Linked DNA regions of Homo sapiens: region 2 is linked to region 1. A link is a loop called in an ENCODE intact Hi-C map of the cell type or tissue named here. Cell type or tissue: IMR-90. All regions are shown on one strand. Links, peaks and the distances in the headings refer to the core of each region. The heading gives the core; the rest is flanking DNA.

Region 1 (6,149 bases), core at 1,494-3,993:
AAATTGGGAAGCAGATGTGGGAGGGATCTCCCTCATCTTGACCTCAGGGAGATCCTTTTCACTGTTTGCTGTTTTCCTGGAATTTGTATTTTCCCATATGCTTCTTTTTTTTTTGGAGACGGAGTCTCGCTCTGTTGCCCAGGCTGGAGTGCAGTGGCGTGATCTTGGCTCACTGCAAGCTCCGCCTCCCGGGTTCACGCCATTCTCCTGCCTCAGCCTCCCGAGTAGCTGGGACTACAGGCACCTGCCACTGCGCCCAGCTAATTTTTTGTATTTTTTTTTTTTTTAGTGGAGATGGGGTTTTACCGTGGTCTCAGTCTCCTGCCCTTGTGATCCGCCTGCCTTGGCCTCTCAAAGTGCTGGGATTACAGGCGTGAGCCACCGTGCCCGGCCTTTTCCCATATACTTCTATAACCTATTCATAAGCATTTAAAAAGACTGCAACCCCAAATCAAAACCACTAATAACATGCTAAACAATATGAGTTTGGCTGTGAAAAATGGATGATTAAATACTGCTGATCATATTTGCGAAGCCAAATTCTTACAATCTATATGTTATTTATTGGAATTCCTATAGGTGCTTTGAAAATATTTTGATGATTTTTCCTTCCCAGGATACCATAATGGGTTCTTAAACTATAACTGCTATGTTTTAGTACAGTGGTCTTAAAGAGACATCTGTATTTCCTGATTCAAAATTGAACCCTTAGGCAAAATGTATGCAGAGGGAGCACCCAGATTTTCCCATCCCCAAAATAATTCCAAGGCTGCCTTGGAGAGAGATTGTCTGGAACAATGGGTCAAAGTCACACTTGATCCTTATGAGGAAAAGACTAAGTAACTTTGAATAAATAAGGTATTTATCTCTTTGTAAGAAAGAGTGATTCTGAGATAGATGAAGACTTTGAAGTTCAGATTGATTATTGATTAATACTGAATTGTATTAAGGAGTGGCATTCTTAATCTTTTCAAAAATATTAGGAATAAGGACTGGAATCTCTAGAATGTTTACTTGAGCACAAAGTGTAGCACAGGCCTAGAAATTCTCAAGGATGTAGCTGCTAAGAGCTAAAAATATCTTCAGGGGAGGCTGTGCAGAGAGAGAGTAGGGGGAGGAGGTGGAGAACCCGGAAGAGCAGCTCTGAGCAGATTTCACACGATTAATAGGGGGTTTGTTGGCTGGTGGACTTTAAAAATAGAACCTAATTTCTGAGGGGTGGGTGCCCTGCTCCAGAGCCCTAAAAGGAGCCTGCTGAGAGGGATGATTAAAATGAAAGATTGTGCAGCTTTAAGGAAATGTTGGCCTAAAGAAATGGCACCAATTACTGATGCTCCAGCCACCTTCTAAAAGGTTTCTGCAAATTGCTTTCCTTGGATGAAATACCAAATATCTGTTCCCAAATGTTATGAAGCAAAATAAATCACATTCCATTGACACATCTAATATGTCGTATTAGAGACCCTGAATCCAAACAAAGCCAAGCTGCTGTTACCACCGAGCTATTACATTTCTTTCTCTTGCTTTTGTATTAAGGCTGCAAGATGAAAACTTGTTCCTTGCAAACAAACAACAATTATCTCTGCCTCCTCCCTGCATTAGAGGAGAAATCAAATCAGCACCTAACAAGATTTTAGAATTCAAAAGTAACTCAGAAATAATTGACTCTAACCCCCAACTCTTGTAAATAAAGATGGTGAATCCCGGAAATCATAAACCACTTATCCAAAGTTGCTTTGCTGAAGAGCAACACAAGCAGAACTAGAATCCAGATCACTCAACTCTCAGCTTATCAATAAATACCCCTTTTGTTAAATAGGCATACACTAAAGCATTCAAGGTAGTATTCCTTTCCAAGACTTTGCATTTTCTCTAAAATAAAAGTTTCAAGAAAAAGATGATTTTCAAGCAGTAGCGAGTGCACAAAAGTGGCATTTTTCTGACATATGCAGGCTGGAGTACAGTAGCGCACTCTCGGCTCACTGCAACCTCCGCCTCCCGGGTTCAAAAGATCCTTGTGTCTCAACCTCCTGAGTAGCTGGGATTACAGGCGCCCGCCACCATGCCTGGCTAATTTTCGTATTTTTAGTAGAGACAGGGTTTCACCATGTTAGGCTGGTCTCAAACTCCTGACCTCAGGTGATCCACCTGTCTCGGCCTCCCAAAGTGCGGGGATTACAGGCGTAAGCCACCACACCCAGCCTTCTGTTGCATTTTATAGATGAAAATACTGAGGAGCAGTGCAATTGACAGTATTTATCCAGGTGTAGAAGTTGCTATTGGATCACCTTCACCAGCACGTATGCCCATCTCTCAACTACTGCAAGTATTGGCTGCTAAGAACTAATGGCTGCCTCCTTCTCCAGTGAATATGCCTGTTCTAGAAATGCCTGAGAGACTGCCAATGAATAATTGATATGGGCTACAAAAGGCCAGCCATCTTGCTTCAACTGTGTGGTTTTAGTCACCCTCCAAAGCTCCCCTTGTGGTCAGACTGAAGCTAGACTCCAGCTGGGACCACTTCCTATTCAACTCCTTCCTCTGCTCTTCTCTGCCCCTGCAGGTTTGTCCTGAGAACTTGCCTTCAATAAATCAAGTGCTTCTAGGAAAGCTGACCAGAAACCTCAAGTGAGTGTGTAGGAGGGATAGTAAATGCCAGATAGCAAGTTGTGATAGTCTACATCTTTTCCATCTCATTTTCACTTTGGTCTCCATGCAAACGTGTAAAGAGACAGGGAGTTCTGCATATTTCTGCTGTGAGCAGATGCTTGTGATCTTCTTTGGTAATATGGAATGTTTTCCAGCTTTTCTGCTTAGTCATATGCATTCTGACTTGTCTATTCAATTTTGCAGCACCCTTTCAGTAATCTTTAAATTTTTCCTAAAAACAAATAAGCAAAAGGAAGATTTTTTTTTTTTTTTGGTATGGTAATGGATAAACAAGCAAAGAAACAGACATGCAGGCACAATGAGAATTCTTAGTCACTGACCTGTAATGGAGCTTGGGTGACTCTCTTGCCCTCTGACTCGAGTTTTCCTATGTGTGGTAAGGAGTTTGATACCGAGGGCTGAGACTGTGATTGATCTAGCAGATCGAGAGCCCTCAACAGATATTTAGAGTGACAAAAAGCTCATCAGTTTGCTCAGTTGAGATTCATTGGCTGTAAGAAACAGAAAATGACTCTTCCCAGCTGATCCCAGTGTGACAGTTAATTTTAGATGTCAGCTTGACTGAATAAGTAATACCTAGAAACCTGTTAAAGAATTATCTTGAGGTGTTTCTGTGAGGGTGTTTCCAGGAGAGATTGGCACATGAGTCTGAGTGGAGTAGGTAGAGAAGAGCCACTCTCAAAGTGGGCAGGTACCCTCCAATCTGATGGAGGCCCCAAGAGAACGAAAACAGAGAAAAGACAAATGTGTCAATCTATCTGCTGGAGCTGGGATACACTCTTCCTCTCCTGTCCTTACACAATTCCAGGCTCCCTTGCCTTTGGACTCCAAGATTTACATCAGTCCCCCAGCAGGTTATCAGGCCTTTGGCCTCAGACTGAGTTATACCATCAGCTTCCCTGGTTCTGAGGCCTTTGGACTTGGACTGAGCCATGCCACTGGCATCCCAGGGTCTCCAACTTGCTGATGGCTTGTTGTGGGACTTCTCAGCCACCCTAATGCCATGAGCCAATTCCCTTAATAAATTCTCTCTCATATGTATATTTCTATATCTACATCAGTATATTCTCTTGTTTCTGTCTGGAGAACCCAGATTAACATACTCAGCAAAAGTGGTATTTATTGATAAGGTACAGGGAAGCTCAGAGGATTGGAACAACAGATATGGAGAGAGTACAGAGCAGACAATGCTGTGCAGCCTTGTTTGAGGGCTGCTACAGAATGCTATTCCATTTGCTCTTCGGATTCAAAGTTCGGGTAGAGAGTCCAGCTAGCCAGGCTGAGGTCACAGCCTCACTGCTCGACTATACTGGATCAATGAGAGTAGAGATCTAGGGAATTGGCTGTCTAACTCCAGCTGCACATTAAAATCACTTGTTAGGGGCTCTAAAACCCTGATACTTAGGCCACACAACAGGTTAATCAAATCAGACTACCTGGAGGTAGAACCAAAGCATTTGATATTTTTAAAACCCCCAAAGTGATTTAATAATTAGCCAAATTTCTAAAATACTGATGTAGAGGAAAAGCCTTCAGAGAGTACTTCAAGGTTTTTGTAGGAGGACAGGATGCAATGCTTAACATCATGGCATGACTATACCAAATTGGAAAAAAAGATAATTTTCCAAAAGAAAATTGGGTTACATTTAAGAAGCAGGGAGGATGAATACTAAATCGCAAATCAATGAATCCGTTAAAAACAGACAAAGATCCATTGCACAGGCAATCTAGTCAAACATCGTTCTAACACTTAGAGTAAGGTCTGGCACATAAGAGATGCTCAATAAATATTTACTGAATAAATAAGTAAATAAATAACCAGAGAGTCTTGAAATTTCATGTACCATGTAACTCCACCAAGAGAATTACCTGTTTTTCTTGTTTAATCCAAGAAACCCTCTATAATAGATTAAAAGGAGCAAACTTTGTTCAAAAAGAGGATAAAACAAAGAGATTGGGGAAATAAGGAATACATTTATGAAAAATTATTATAAAATTTCTGTAGGCTTATTAAGCTTTGCACTGCTCTACTAGACCCTAATGTTTTGCCTAACGTTACTGTTGATGATCAGATTCTGCTGATCTCAATTTGCTATACTATACTCTTTTTTGTTTACATTTCTAATACTATCATCTGCCTTGACTGGTCAAATAAAGGCCATCTGTTTCATGGTTCTAACACCTTGTTACTTTCAGTATCAAGTTGGTGGGCCCATAGTGCCTCCCTGAAAGTGCTAGAAATGCAGAATTTGGGGCCCTACCTTAGACCTACTGAAGGAGCATTTGTATTTTAATAAGATCCACAGGGGAGCCATATGCACATTGAAATTTGAAAAGAACTGGCTAGCACAAATGGCTCATATGCCTAAAATGGCTGATTGTACCTGTCATTCAAACCCACTGGGAGGAAGTGTGGGAACATGGCATTCTGAGCATGGTGCCTTGATTGCTGCTACCAACTCTAATCAGTCTGCCTCTCCTAAGACAAATAGCAAATGAATGTAGTGAAGCTCTGGCTTCTGCTGGGATCCTGGGCATAGAGAATGGTGTAGGTCTTTTGACCTCATAATTTGAACAAGTAAAATGATAAACAGCATCATAACCTACTTAAGAACCCAAAAACAGAAAATTCTGGGGGAAGATGGAGCATACAAAGATCTGTGGTCCCTTAAGGGAGTACTGATGTCAATTCAGTATGAACGTGCCAAATTCCCAAAACACTAAATGAGAGATGAACAAGTAAGCTGAGTATTTCCTTCCTTACGGGAGAGAGACTACAGGGAGATAAGAGAGGCAGCAGGTGCCAGCCTGCCTGATTCTACACTGCAGCTCAGGGGGATAGAGGTGCCTGTGCTTTCCATGACTGTAGGATCCCTGCTAGGATACTCTCGCCACCACACTAGAATTCCAATGGGCCAGCAAAGGAAAATAACAAGCGAACTATGGGAAACCATTAGCCAGAGAGAAGATCAAGTGGAACTGTTAGGACTTACACTCAGCAAAATGGAATTATTAGAGCAGAAAAAAAAACCCTGAATTAGAAAATAAATTAAAGGTATTTTAAAGGAGATTTGAGTATATCTTATTCAGCAGATTCATTCAAAGAGAAAATGGGGCTGCTGAGATTCACATCAGCAGGCTTGGAAGGTCAAGTATAAGAACTTCTCAAGCAGACAGCATATACCATGAGACAGATGTCATGAGAGATCCACAGAATGGAATCAGAGGCCTAAAATGTGAGTAATAGTAGTTGCAGAAGAACAAAAAGGAATGCATAGAGAAAAACCGACAATAAATACTAGAAGAATAATTCCAAGAGATAATGAAAACCTGAAGTAGCAAATTTAAAATATTCACTAAGATTCAAGCTGGATTTCAAAAAAAGACACATCAATATGTACATCATGAAAAAATTCCTGATCTCTAAAGAAAAAGAACATCTAAAGTCAGAAAGAAGGAATTCACTATAAAATAATACC
Region 2 (6,149 bases), core at 1,913-4,412, 91 kb after region 1:
TTCAATGGCTAATGATGTTGCACTTCTTTTTACGGGCTTATTTACCATCAATATATCTTCTTTAGTGAATTGTTTAAATATTTTGCACATTTTACTTTTGGCTTGTTTTCTTATTAATGAATTTTTGAGTGTTTTTCATATGTTATGAATAAATCTTTTTTTCCACTCCTTTTCCTGAGCTGTAATAAATGTTCTTTATGAGATATTCTATTTGCTATTATTTTCTTCTAGTCTGTGGCTTTTCTTTTCATTCTCTAATAGGTTCTTTCAGGGAGCTAATGTTTTAATTTTGATGAGGTTGTATTTATCTTTTTTAAAACAGATTGTGCTTCTGATGGTGTATTGGAGAACTCTTTACTTAGTCAAAGATCACAAAGATTTTGTTTGCTTGCTTTTTTTATAGTGAATTAAATTGACTTACTTTTGAGTGTTGTATTCCTGGAATGTGCTCTACATAGTTATGAAGTATTATCTTTATCAAAATTGTTGAATTTTATTTAGAATTTTTACATGTATATTCTTGAGGAATATATGTCTATAGTTTTATTTTCTTGTGATGGCTTTGATTTTGATATCAAGGTTGTAGTGGTCTCAGAGAATGGATTGGGATGTATTGCCTCTTCTTCAATTTTTAGAAGAGTTTACCTGAATTGTTTTGATTTCTTACTTAAATGCTTGACTGGATTTACCAGTAAGGACATCTGGCCCTGGATTTATCATTGTAGGGAGGCTTTTAACTACAAATTTAATTTCTTAAGTAGATAAAAGGCTGTTTGCGCTATCTTTTTTTTTTTTTTTTTGAGTTAGCTTTTGTAGTTTAGGTCTTTCAAGAAATTTGTCCATTTCATATATATTTGTCCATTTCATATACGTTGGCTATCATTTTTTTGAGTTAACTTTTGTGGTTTAGGTCTTTCAAGAAATCTGTCCATTTCATATATTTGTCCATTTCACATACATTGTCAAATTTACTGGCATAAAGTCACTCATCGTATTCCCTTATTATCTTTTAAATATATACAGAACGTGTAATGGTCTCATTTCTATCATTCCTGACATTGATAGATTGTGCCTTCTCTTTTTTTTCACAATCATGCTTGCTAGAGTTTTATTATTTTTATTGATCATCACAGAAGTCCAGCTTTTTGCTTCAATATTTGTCTCTACTGTGTTCCTGTTTTTTACTTCTTAGATTTCAGCATTGACTTTATTATTTCCTGTCTTCTGCTTACTTTGTTTTTAATTTGCCTTTTTTCTAGTTCCTTGAGATGCAAACTGAAGACACTGATTTGAAACCTTTCTTCTCCTCTGTTATGGGTGGTTAGTGCTATAAATTTCTTCCTAAGTACTACATTAGCAAAGTCCTGCAAATTTTGATATGTTGTGTCATTCAGTCCAAAGTACTTTCTAATTTCTTTTTTGATTTCTGCTTTAGCTTCTGGGTTATTTTGATGTGTGGTATTTAATTTTTAGATACGTAGCAATTCTCTAGAGATATTTCTGTTATTGATTTCCAATCTATTCCATTGTGATGAATGAACATACTGAGTGTATTAGTCTGTTTTCATGCTGCTGATAAAGACATACCTGAGATGGGATAATTTACGAAGAAAAAGAGGTTTAATGGACCCACAGTGCCACGTGGCTGGGGAGGCCTCACAATCATGCCAGAAGGCGAAAGACACATCTTACGTGGCAGCAGGCAAAAGAGAACTTCTGCAGGGAAACACCCCCTTACAAAAGCGTTGGATCTTGTGGGATTTATTACTATCACAACAGCACAGGAAAGACCCATCCCCATGATGCAATTATCTCCCACAGGGTCCCTCCCACAACACCTGGGAATCGTGGGAGCTACAATTCAAGATGAGATTTCAGTGGGGACACGGCCAAACCATATCACTGAGTAGGACTTTAATTCTTTTAAATTTATAAGGATTTGTAATATAATGCAGAATATCTCCTATCTTGGTAAATATTCCATTCTTTGCACCTGCAAAGAGTGTTTTGTTGAAGTCTTCAACATACTTATTGATTTTCTGACTACCTACTTGATGTGGTTTGAATCTGTGTTCCCATCAAATCTTACGTGGAATTGTAATCCCCAGTGTTAGAGATGGGACCTGGTGGAAGGTGATTGGCTCATATGGGTGGAATTCTCATGAATAGTTTAGCACCATGCTCTTGGTGCTGTTCTCATGAGAGCGAGTGAGTGAGTTACTGTGAGATCCGGTTGTTTAAAAGTCTGTGTGTACTTGTACCCTACAACTTCAAGTATAATAATAACAGAAAAAAAAAAGTCTGTAGCACCTCCCTTCTCACTCTTTTCCTCCTGCTCCAGCCATATGAAGATACCTGCTTTCGCTTTGCCTTCCACCTGAGCAAAAGGTCCCCGAGGCCTCCCCAGAAGCAGAAGTCGCATGCTGCCTGTATAGCCTGCATAACAATGAGCCAATTAAACCTATTTTCTTTATAAATTACCCAATCTCAGGTATTTCTTTATAGCAATGTGAAAATAGGCGAATACACTAGTCTATCAGTTATTAAAGTGGAAATACTAAAATATAGGCTATAGTTGTGGATTTGCCAATTTTTTTCTTGCAGTTCTATCAGGTTTTTTTTAAATGCATGTTGAAGCTCTATCATTTTTTTTTTTTAGTTCTCGAATTTCCATTTGGTAGTTTTTTACTTATGTCTTTGCTGAGAGCTTCTATCTTTCAAGAGCATTAACTTTATCTCACAGAAGATGGTTATAATAGTTGCATTAAAGTCTTTGACAGACTATTCCAAGGCTTAGGTCATCTTATGTTTGGCATCTATTTACTGTCTTTTGCCTTGAAGACAGTAAATTTTTCAGATTTTTCTCATTCTTATTATGTCACATAATTTTGGATTGTATCCAGAACATTTTAGTTTCATCTTGCAAGTTTGTAGGTCCTGTTATAATCTAAAAAATGTTAATTTTTTTTAGTAACTGATAATTAACATGATTAGCTTCAGACTGTCAAGAAGTTTCACCTTCAATGATGGTGGTCCCAATGTCAATTCTGTTTTCAAAGTCTTTACTGTGCTCTTTGGGCCAGGCTGATGCACGCTGCACTTGGAGAAGAGCCTGAAATTTGAGTCATAGTTTATATTGTAGTTCAGCCCTCACAATCTTTGCTATGCCTTGGTGTTGTTCCACACATACTTAGCTCAGGGTGAGTCCAAGAGTTATGTCATTACATACCCGAAATTTGGAATTCTATTTCTTCAGCTCTTTCATCTCTGAATTTTCTCCCACATGTTCCCATAATCAATGACCTTTTTCCCCTGGTATCTCTAGCCAGAAAGATTGAATCTTCTTAGATGTTTAGCCTCTCACAACGTCATGTACTTTTGAGTAAATAGGGTTACTTTAAGGTTAAGTGGAAAAAGAAAAGAGAATGAGAAAAATGGCATGGATTGTACACACTCTGGACAATAGGAGCTTCTTTTTAGCTCCTCTGGCTAGAAAGACAAGCCTTCTGCCATGGTTTTAGGTTTTTCTTCACTGCCAGACATCTATGCAGCTCAGTTACTGAGCTGCTCTGGGCAGGGTCTGGAGGTAAATGATTTAAAAAAGGAGATGGGGGATTCTCCCCACATTCTCCAGCATACAGAGGTCCTTTTTACTTGTCTTTAGTCAAAAAGAAGGGATTCTTCCCTAAAGCATTTGCTTTCAGCACCTGCTGTGCAGTTCTAGGACTTAAACCCCCTCTTGAGACAATGCTGACAGACAAAGAAAACAACAACACGAAACTCACCTGCCATATCCCACCCCTCTGCTCTACCCCTTTTGGGTCATTACTCATGTTTTGACATCAATCTTCAACCCACTTGCTGTGGTTACTTTGCAGAGATCTTGGGCAGTTCTATTCACATTCTGCCCAGATTTTTTAGTTGTAATCAGTAGGAGAGACAGACTACACTAGACTTGTTCCTTAGCCAGCCAACATATATAATTTCAACGAGTTGGCTTCTCTCTTACTGGCTATCTCACCATGTGACAGGTCTGCTCCCCATCACCTTTTGCCATGATTGGAAGTTTCCTGAGGCCCCACAAGAAGCAGATGCCAGCACTATGCTTCATGTACAGTCTACAGAACTGTGAGCCAAAATAAATCTTTTTTCTTTATAAATTACCTAACCTTAGGTATTCCTTTATAGCAATGCAAAATGAACTAACACAAGTACACAGTATATATCCTATATGAAAGTTTTGTTTCTACATTTCTGTCCCTGTAACATCATACTTATACTTATTTCAAGGTCTTCCTCATCAAAGGGGATATGCTATTATGGTACTAGCCACAAATATTTATTTATTTTTGCAGTGCCTTATACCATGTAAGCCACTTCTGAAGGGATAAACTAGAGAAATGACTTCTGTGGTGCCAGTCTCGACCTCCTGACCTCATGATCCTCCCACCTCAGCCTCCCAAAGTGTTGGGATTACAGGCATGAACCACCGCGCCCGGCCAAGTATCTTATTTCTTTTTCTATTTGATAGCTAATCGTCAAGAATCATTTTGGAATGCTTCTTGGCAAATCTGTATGGGATGATGGCCATAAAATGAGATCTAAAACTGAGCTGCATTTGAATAAGAACTTAGCCTCTGTATTAATCCTCTCCTCACCCCCTAAGCATCTCTTACTTGGGTATGACAATCACTTTAAATTCCACAAAGCAAGGAAACTTAGAAGCAAACAGGCCCTTCTCCAGGATTTGGTAAGTATCTAGTCCTGAGCTTAAGTGGGGCCCCACCATGAATAGGGGACCAGTTTACAAAACATATACATAATAGGATCTCAATAATTATTTCTTTGAATAAGAAAAATATGCTATGTTTGCTATCACTATTCACAGACCAATTCTTTTTTTTTTTTTTTTTTTTTTTGAGACAGGGTCTCACTCTGTCAGCCAGGCTGGAGTACAGTGGTGCAATCTTGGCTCACTGCAACCTCCGCATACCAGGTTTGAGCAATTCTTGTGCCTCAGCCTCCCAAGTAGCTGGGATTACAGGGACACACCCTCACACCCAGCTAATTTGTGTATTTTTAGTAGAGACGGCATTTCACCATGTTTCCCAGGCTGGTCTCGAACTCCTGGCCTCAAGTGATCCACCCGCCTTGGCCTCCCAAAGTGCTGGGATTACAGATGTGAGCCACCATGGGCAGCCCATAGACCAATTATTTAAAAATCATGTAGGCATTCTCTTAACCAGAGAATGTAGGTTTCAATATCCTGCTATTCTATAACACAGAAAGTTTCCTGAATTTCTGGAATATGTAATACCTTCACCTCCGAGGTTTAAGAAACTACATGAAGATTCCATCCTTAAATTATAAATGTACAGTTTTCATGGTAATCTTCCTGGTATTTTTAAGCAATAATAAAATACTTCCAGAAAAAAATAATACGGTCCAGGTATGAATACTGCTCTGAAGAAAGAAGAAATTGGCAATCTTAAAAGCGGAAGAGCTCCTATATATCTAAAACACTAAAATCTTCCAACTGACAATAACACTAATATGTGAGTTCAAGTGGTTTATTTGGAGGCAATCCCAGGAAACATTAGTAGGAGAGCAGCAGGAAGACAGAGCAAGGAGGAAAGGCAATCTTTTGTGTATTAATAGGCAGCTTATCACATGAGCAGCTAGAGCTCCATCCAACTGGGGACCTTTGGAAGAGAGTGTAGAACACATCTTATTCAGAGTTGTCTCACTTGCGGGGTGAAGGTTGAAGACTGCTCCTTGGACAATGCCTTCTCCATTTCCTCATACTTCACCTGCCTGTGATTGGGCCAAGCCTGGTTCCCATTGCCCAAGAAAGCTCTCAGGAAGATGCTCAAGTGCTTGCAGTAAGAAGCAATCAGCTTGCAGGGGATGGTGAGGGCCACTAGCTTCGCCTCTGTCCTCTTTGTTTTTCAGTGTAGATGATAATTGCAGGAGACTGATGTAGTCCTCAGCACAGGCCACGAAGAGACTGTTAGAAGGAAAGTGGAGGAAGATTGATTATTCTGATGACTCTTCACCATGTAATCTTGTATTCTGATGACTCTTCACCATGTAATCTTGTTGAGTATAAAGTCAACCCTGAAGAATGAAATCACATCTTTCCTGTTTTG

Evidence for each region. A loop is a pair of places that touch in the nucleus more often than their neighbours do. Peaks named below come from ENCODE experiments on the same cell type or tissue, not always from the same donor. Only the 100,000 strongest peaks of a DNase experiment are listed, where the experiment ranks them.
Region 2: a loop joins it to region 1, with 9 times the contacts of the local background. A loop is called at or near these places in 1 of 110 quality-filtered maps.

Annotation. Positions count from the first base shown.
Region 1 is chr20:11,713,836-11,719,984 of GRCh38, forward strand. The region is part of intron 2 of LOC105372530 (a long non-coding RNA gene); the gene reads right to left. Among named protein-coding and RNA genes, the nearest start is that of LINC00687, 150 kb to the right of the region's middle. RefSeq lists an enhancer at 2,220-2,721 and a silencer at 5,306-5,600. In IMR-90, for the core only: a CTCF peak has its summit at 2,534; a DNase peak (open chromatin) is centred at 2,686; H3K27ac peaks cover 819 bases.
Region 2 is chr20:11,804,433-11,810,581 of GRCh38, forward strand. LINC00687 (long intergenic non-protein coding RNA 687) reads right to left here. Exons shown (of 2, transcript NR_110635.1): 2 at 5,555-6,007. Among named protein-coding and RNA genes, the nearest start is that of LINC00687, 63 kb to the right of the region's middle. In IMR-90, for the core only: no CTCF peak of the experiment used is centred there; a DNase peak (open chromatin) is centred at 3,149; H3K27ac peaks cover 1,287 bases.